Regions from separate parts of the Homo sapiens genome. Here region 2 is linked to region 1. Evidence: chromatin contacts called from ENCODE Hi-C or POLR2A ChIA-PET data. All regions are on one chromosome and are shown on one strand. Each heading gives the region's core, a stretch centred on a gene start or an enhancer-like site at or near the end of the contact. The rest is flanking DNA. Distances are from core to core; before and after follow the strand shown.

Region 1 (3,549 bases), core at 993-3,492:
TCAGACACATAATACATTGGACTTCTATGAGCACGTGTGACCTTATGCAAGTTACTCAACATCTCTCAGCCTCAGTTTCTTTTTCTCTAAAATGGAGATAATACAGTAGCCCCTTTCATAGAGAGGCATAGAACATATTGAACAGTCCCAGGTACATGGGAGAGCTTGATAAGGTTGCAAGAAAGATGGAACAGGTACTGGAGGCCCGAGCAAAGTCATATGCTTCCCGTATCCGGCCCGTGGTGAGTGCTTGGAGGATTTAACTGCTGTTATTTCTAATACTGCCGTCATCTTCCTCACATGCCAGGCACTGCTCCAAGTGTCTTTGTATCTATTACCTCATCTGACCTGCCAACAACCTTACAAGTGATTAGACTCATGATCCCTATTTTATAGATGGGTTAGGCAGAGGCCCAGAGAGGTTGAAAAACGACTTGTTCAAAGACACACAGCTGGCAAGTGGTGAAGCCAGCATACAGGATGGTCTCCAAAGCTTACATTTGCAACTGTCACTACAGGGCACAGTATTTCCTGTTTAAATCATGATTTTTAAAAATTAAAGTAAATGGCAGAGCATGGTGGCTCATGCCTGTAATCCCAGCACCTTGGGAGGCTGAGGCAGGCAGATCACCTAAGGTGAGGAGTTCGAGGCCAACCTGACCAATATGGTGAAACCCCGTCTCTACTAAAAATACAAAAATTAGCCGGGCATGGTGGTGGGTGTCTGTAATCCCAGCTACTTGGGAGGCTGAGGCAGGAGAATCACTTCAGCTGGGGAGGCGGAGGTTGCAGTGAGCCGAGATCACACCACTGCACTCCAGCCTGGGCAACAAGAGCGAGACTCCGTCTCAAAACAAAAAGAAAAAATAAAGTAAACAAGGTGGGATCCTAATAACCAACATTTATTGAGCATGTGCCATGTGCCAGGCCCTGTGCAGAATGTTTATGTCCTTGAATGCTCACAATGACCTCAAGAAATACATAGTATTAATATTTTTAATGAGGAAACAGAAGCACAGAAGGGTTAGGTAATTTGCTCAGGGTCACCAGCCAGGAAGAGAAGGACCCAAGTTCAAGCTCAGGTAGTGCTCCCAGAGACATCCTCTTCACCACTCAGCTAGAGATAGATCAACCTCATATTGTGATATTGAACAGTCTCTAAGATACATTTTTAAAATATATTTTAAGTCAAAAGCAAGGTATAGAGCAGCCTGTCTACGGTGCTATATTTTCTAAAGGAGACATATGGCCTGACACGTTTTTCTCTGCACAGAGTATCTGGAAAGCTATGTAGGAAGCTTGTACCAATTGCTGCCTGCAGGAAGAGGAACTGGGAGGCTGGGGTCAAGGAGGCAGAGAGATGCAGCACTTTTAGACCCTTTCCATATTTTATCCCTGCCTTTAAAAGGATGAATGTGTAGCGTCCCTTTCAGAAAGAAATGATTTTCACTCCTTGGTCAGTTTCATGGAGACATGGTGTTAGCTGGTATTTCCAGAGGGTACTCCCTGCTCAGGACTCGGGTTACGGGGAGGCCCGAATTTCTGTGTGATCTGTCACCCTCCAGTTGGAAATGACCCTCTCATTGTTGACAGCACACTAGAACAAGTTTGTCCAACTTGCGGCCTGCGGCCCAAGGTGAGTTCAGGGTTCCAACAATCAAGTCAAAGATGCCTGGAGGGAGGGAGGGAGGGAGGGAGGGGGCTGGGGGCAGCAGGATAGACCCTGCACTGCACAGGAAAGCAGGTCCCCTCTGCGGAGGGGAGACCCGGAATCAAACCAAGAGTCCTCTGCTGAACCAGCAGTTAGAGAGAGGGAGGGAGGGGAGACAGGGAGGGAGGGAGAGAAGAGGAAGGGAGGGAGACAGGGAAGCAGGGGGAGGGAGAGCCCCAGGAAGAACGGAAAGCAGGAAGGAGGGAGGGAGGGAAGAAGAGAGACGAGGAGGGAGGGGAGGGAGAGAGAGAGGGAGGGGGGAGGTAAGGCCCCAGGAAGGAGGGAGGGAGGGAGAAAGGAAGAAAAGAAGGAAGGGAGGACGGGAGGGAGGGAGGGAGAAGCAGAGGAGAGGGAAACGAAGAGAGAAAGGAGAGGGTGGAAGAAAGGAAAAATGGAGGGAGAGGAAGGGGAGAAAATGAAGGAGGGAGGGAGGAAAGCAGCCTTCTCTGGTGCTGAGATCAGAGGGATCTCAGCCGGGATCTGGCTGAGTGCGGCACCGAGTTCAGGGCCCAGTGACTGAGAAGAGAAACCTGAAGGCCTCGAGCTGAGGAGCTGCCACGCGGGCGGCAGGCGGTGCCACTTTGCAGAAGCGCAAACTGAGGCCAGAGGGGCAGCGGATCTCAGCTGGGTCCCCACGCTCGGCAGGAGACCGGGTGCTCCCCGCGGGGCCTGTGAGCGGGCCGCCAGGGCTGGGCTGGGGGTGGCAGCGCCGAACCGGGAGCGCAGCGCAGGGTCCGGGTTCGCTGGGAGGCCGGCGGCGGCCGCGTGGCCACAGCGCCCCCTGGCGGCTACGGGAGTCCTGCACGCAGCGGCCGCGTCTCCACGCCTTCCTGGAGCAGAAGGTTGCCTGCCCGCTGCGTGGCCCCCGGGTTCCCAGACAGCCCGCCCCGTCCCTAGCGCTCCGAAATGGCTGCCACCTGGCGTCTGGCCTGGGCAAACGAGGTATCCCATCTGTATGTATTTAAAAGCGGACAGCAGGGTGCCCGCTGCTGTCACCCCACCGCCTAAAGAGGATAGACACTTATCTTCCCCTAAATGTGTAATTAGCAATTCCAGTGTGACCCCTCTCCTCATCGGACTTTAGTTCAAACTCAGGCAGCGGAAGCCATGTCCTTTTTCTGTGTGAAATTTAGGATTCCAAAAGGACAGCCCCTGCCGTCTGCACTGCCCACCCTAGTAACAGCTCACACCTTCCCATCCTGGCTTCCCTGGATCTAAGCACTTCTCAGGCGTTAGTCCTCACCTCAGACCGATTATTATCCCCTCCTGGGCGAGGTAACTGAGACACAGAGAGAGATTAAGGAACTCACCCAAAACCACACAGGTAGAGGGGAAGCTAGGATTTTAACCCAGGCAGCCTTGATTGCAAAAGAGAAAAGGGGAGAAAAGGAATGAGAGGGGGCAGAAAGAGAAAATTTACTTCTAAGACAAGGCAGTGCTGGAGCGCGTCTGCCTCCATTTTGTGTGAGGGGTCTAGGAAGCCTTATTAGAAGTCTCCCAGCTCCTTTCCAGAGCCTGGCATCAGGATGAGGCAGTGAGGCGGGGAGCCCCAGACTGGGCTCACACACAGGGAGCTGCCCAGGCCAAGGTTTGGGCAGCTGAATGGAGGGAGAGGAGTTCTGCCCGCCCCACCCCATCCCATGCACCCAGGCCTCTCTATCTCTGCTGGCCTGGGGATGGGTCCACCAGGGTAGAGGTAAGCAGGTTTTGGAGAAGAATGCATCATGGAGCTTATGCCTGTCTAGGTGACTTCTCCAAGCCTCAGAAGATGCCCGTGGCACAGTGACTCACTGTGGCTTCAGATTCAGCTCTGGCCCTCCCTTCTCTCGAGCCCCACC
Region 2 (3,277 bases), core at 496-2,995, 140 kb before region 1:
CATCTGTATCTCACATCAGGCTGCCCAGAGGCACACCTTGAGATGAGAATTTGTGTGCAGGAGATTTATTTAAGGAAGAAGGAACAGAAATGAGAGAGTGAGAGAAGAAGGAAAAACAGGGAAAGGGAAGAAACCAAGCAAGGGTGGGATTTTAGGCAAAGTCCCAACCTCAGCCTGATCCCCTGGGGGACCCTGGAGCATAGATTACACCTCAGTGTTTGTCCTACCTCCAGCAAGGGAGCAGCCTTCTGTTTTCCAGCACCAGTTACTCATTGGCTGCAGGCTGCCCGGGAGGCAACAGGATTCCAGGCCCTTTCAGCTCTCTGTGCTCTTAGGTGAAGTGGATCCACAGGTTCAAGCAGTCAACGGTGAAGCAGATGTTACTGCATGCACAGATGGGCCAGAGGGATCTGAGGGGATCTGAGCAGAGCCTTGTTGGTGTCCCCTGCAATCTATTTAAATCCTGAGGTGTTTATCTAGCTGTGTGGCGTTGGGCGAGTTTCTTAACCTCTCTGAGTCTCAGGATCTGCACCTGTGAAATAGGAATAATGATTCCTATTCCTTTCAGAGTTAGCATGAGAATTCAATTAGATAAAATGAGGATGTGTGATTTAAAATTGGCATCAATACTCCATGATGCAGCATTGCCCAAATGGCCATAAAATTCCCCAAAAAGATAGAGGAAAAGACCAAAAAAATGATTATAATTTTTTATAATCAGCCCCCATCCTTCCCCATCAATGAGGAGGCCATTTTGAACTATCCCTTTGAGCTACGACCATACACGCAGAATTAGGTCTTCCCCTTAAAACCCAACCACTTTGGGCCCGAGAAAAAGCTCCCCGATAACAGTTGGGAGCCGCCCCATGCAAAGTCAGCTCCCCACACTGCACATCAAGTGCCTGGGCCTGCATCTCTATTTTGCTACTACCCAGAGGATGGAGCTTATAAAATTTCAAAGAAAGGGCCCATGTGAAAGGGGGAGAGAAGAGACGTAGGTCCAGGGTTGGTGTCTGCCAGAGTTCTCTCTAATCTAGCCCCACTGTTTTAGTTCTTTAATTAAGTGCCTCTGCTCACATTCCCCACTCACCTTCCCTAGAAACCCAACTATATTGAGCAGATATGTAAAAGCCGACAATTAAATTGTCTTATCAAATTTTCGCAGCTTATTAAGTTGTTCAATTGCATGGGAAATGATTAGTGTCTGTAAATAGAGAAAGAAAGCATCAGCCCAGGAGGCTGCAGACTGGGGCTGGAGGATCTAAAGGTAATCTCCTAGAAGGGGTGGGGGTGTGGGCTGGCCTCACTGAATTCTCGGCAGTGTCCCCCTTCTAGTCCTCAGAAAGCCCAACAGGCTTTTCATTGAACATCCAGGTAGGAAGGAGTGGCAGAGATTAACTGACTTCTCTGACGTCCCAGAGAGATCCCTGGACCTGGAGACAGGAGGCAGAATTTTCAAGTCTAAACTCCATCATTTACCAGGTGCGGGAACTCAGGAAAGCCACTGACACACCCTCAGTCTGTTTGCTTATTCCATTTGGCCAGGACTGGGGCAGAGACCTCATTCCTGGTGATGCCTGGTGCTCACTCAGTGCCTTACTGAGGGTGGCCTGGTACTCAGGAAGAAGCCTCTTGTGTAGCTGCATGTAAACAGCTTCCACCAGTGTGCTTTACAGATCAGACCCCAAGCAAGCCTCCTTCCTTCCTGTCCAGGAGGGCCTCTCATTAACAAATTCTAGAGTCTAAGCTTAAAGTCAGTGCCTGACCATCAGGAAGGCTGAAGCCCTCGTGCCCCAGCAGCATTCCTGTGGTCGCTGGTGGAATTGTTTATTCCATTTTGGATATGAAAAGAGAAAGCTTTATGTGCCTCATTTTCCAGGAATGTCTCATTTAGATTAGCTGTTTGTTGTTGGTCCAGCCACCTCCACCCCACCCCCCAAAAAACTACAAATTACATAGATATGTGAATAAAACAGCCAAAATTTGACCGTTGGCATGGATGCTGAGCACCATCACTCACTTTGCTTAAGGATAGGGTATCTTTTAAAATCTCGTATTGGCTTCAGCTCAGTTCCCTGAAAATATAGAGGAGCTACAGAACCCCCTAGGGCTCTAGGAGTGGGACTAAGCAGGAAACTGGGGAAAGGACTTTGAAGGGATCCCTTTTTTTCTCTTGGATCAAGACATCCATGTTGGATAAAATCTGAAATAAAAAAAAATAAAAATAAAATAAAATAAAAAAAACAGAGAGTTTAGAAGTAGCCTGGGCCCAGCCAGGCAGAGAGGCTGTGGCCAGGGCTGGACTACTGAACACGTGGTCTGATGGCTTAAGACAGGAGCAAAGCAGAAACTCCCAGAACAAATTTGCCATGCACAGTGCAAATGAGTAGAGAGTTGGGGTCGGCCTCTGTCCAACCTACATCCACATCCCTTGAAGCAGCACCTATCCCATGACTCATCAACAATTATCCCATGATTCATCAACTGTTGAAGGGGTCACGGTGCATCAGCCCCAAGAAGAACTATAACAACATACAGTTTTGCACAGATTTCTTCATAACTTTAGGGCACTGTCACATTCACCTGCCTGGTGACCCTCTTAATGTCCCTGAAAGGGGCAGGGCAGCTCTCACCACCCCTATTTGTTCTCATTGGAAACTTCCAAGCTTAGAACTTCAACCATTGCATAATCCATTGCGTAGAGTTGAAGTCAGGTTTACTTGACTTGTTCAAGTTTGCAAAACAACCTCTAAGTAGCCTGGGAGTAGAACTCAAGGTTTCTAACTGAATACACTCTTTCATACCATTTCAAAACACTTTGGGAAAAGACCCATAATAAAGTCACAGGCCACCAAAAATCCATTATGCCCCAGTCGGAAACTCAAGACCCTGGGCACAGGCATCCCAGAGAAAAGTGAAGAGAGGATGTTTTCCTTTCTTCTTGAGGTCAGCTGCTGAGTTCTTCCTGTACATAAAGACTCCTTTTCTCAGTTTTTCACGACATGAAGCACTGTTGCTTATATTCTGGCAACGCTTTAAATGCTTTGCTCACAACTCCTTCCCTCCTTCTCCACTCATTTCCCTTTTATGAACATGCTATCCTTATCCAGAATGACAGGTGCTGTGGGGAGAAAAGCACAAGAAAATCTAACTTTCTTATAAACATACAAAAATTTGCAATGTGAGAATTCTCTTTTTTGATGGATTAGTCATGCATATTCTACACAATGAGTCAGCTAAGTTAGAAACATTAATGGATTCAATGGAACCTGGGACA

Evidence for each region. A loop is a pair of places that touch in the nucleus more often than their neighbours do. ChIA-PET counts read pairs that join two places held with the same protein, here RNA polymerase II (POLR2A). Pooled maps may share reads with other maps.
Region 2: a map of IMR-90 shows a loop between it and region 1 (4-fold over the local background). The contact joins two enhancer-like sites. A Hi-C loop is called at or near these places in 3 of 168 maps with a recorded cell type or tissue (HAP-1, IMR-90 and astrocyte of the cerebellum) and 3 of 50 pooled maps. POLR2A ChIA-PET finds 5 or more read pairs at or near these places in 1 of 52 experiments (GM12878).

Annotation. Positions count from the first base shown.
Region 1 is chr16:66,268,114-66,271,662 of GRCh38, forward strand. No RefSeq gene overlaps it. Among named protein-coding and RNA genes, the nearest start is that of CDH5, 97 kb to the right of the region's middle. Within about 2 kb of position 2,243, at least 11 of the 41 ENCODE cell types and tissues checked have a DNase peak (open chromatin) inside an H3K27ac peak, as active enhancers do.
Region 2 is chr16:66,128,911-66,132,187 of GRCh38, forward strand. No RefSeq gene overlaps it. Among named protein-coding and RNA genes, the nearest start is that of CDH5, 240 kb to the right of the region's middle. Within about 2 kb of position 1,746, at least 2 of the 41 ENCODE cell types and tissues checked have a DNase peak (open chromatin) inside an H3K27ac peak, as active enhancers do.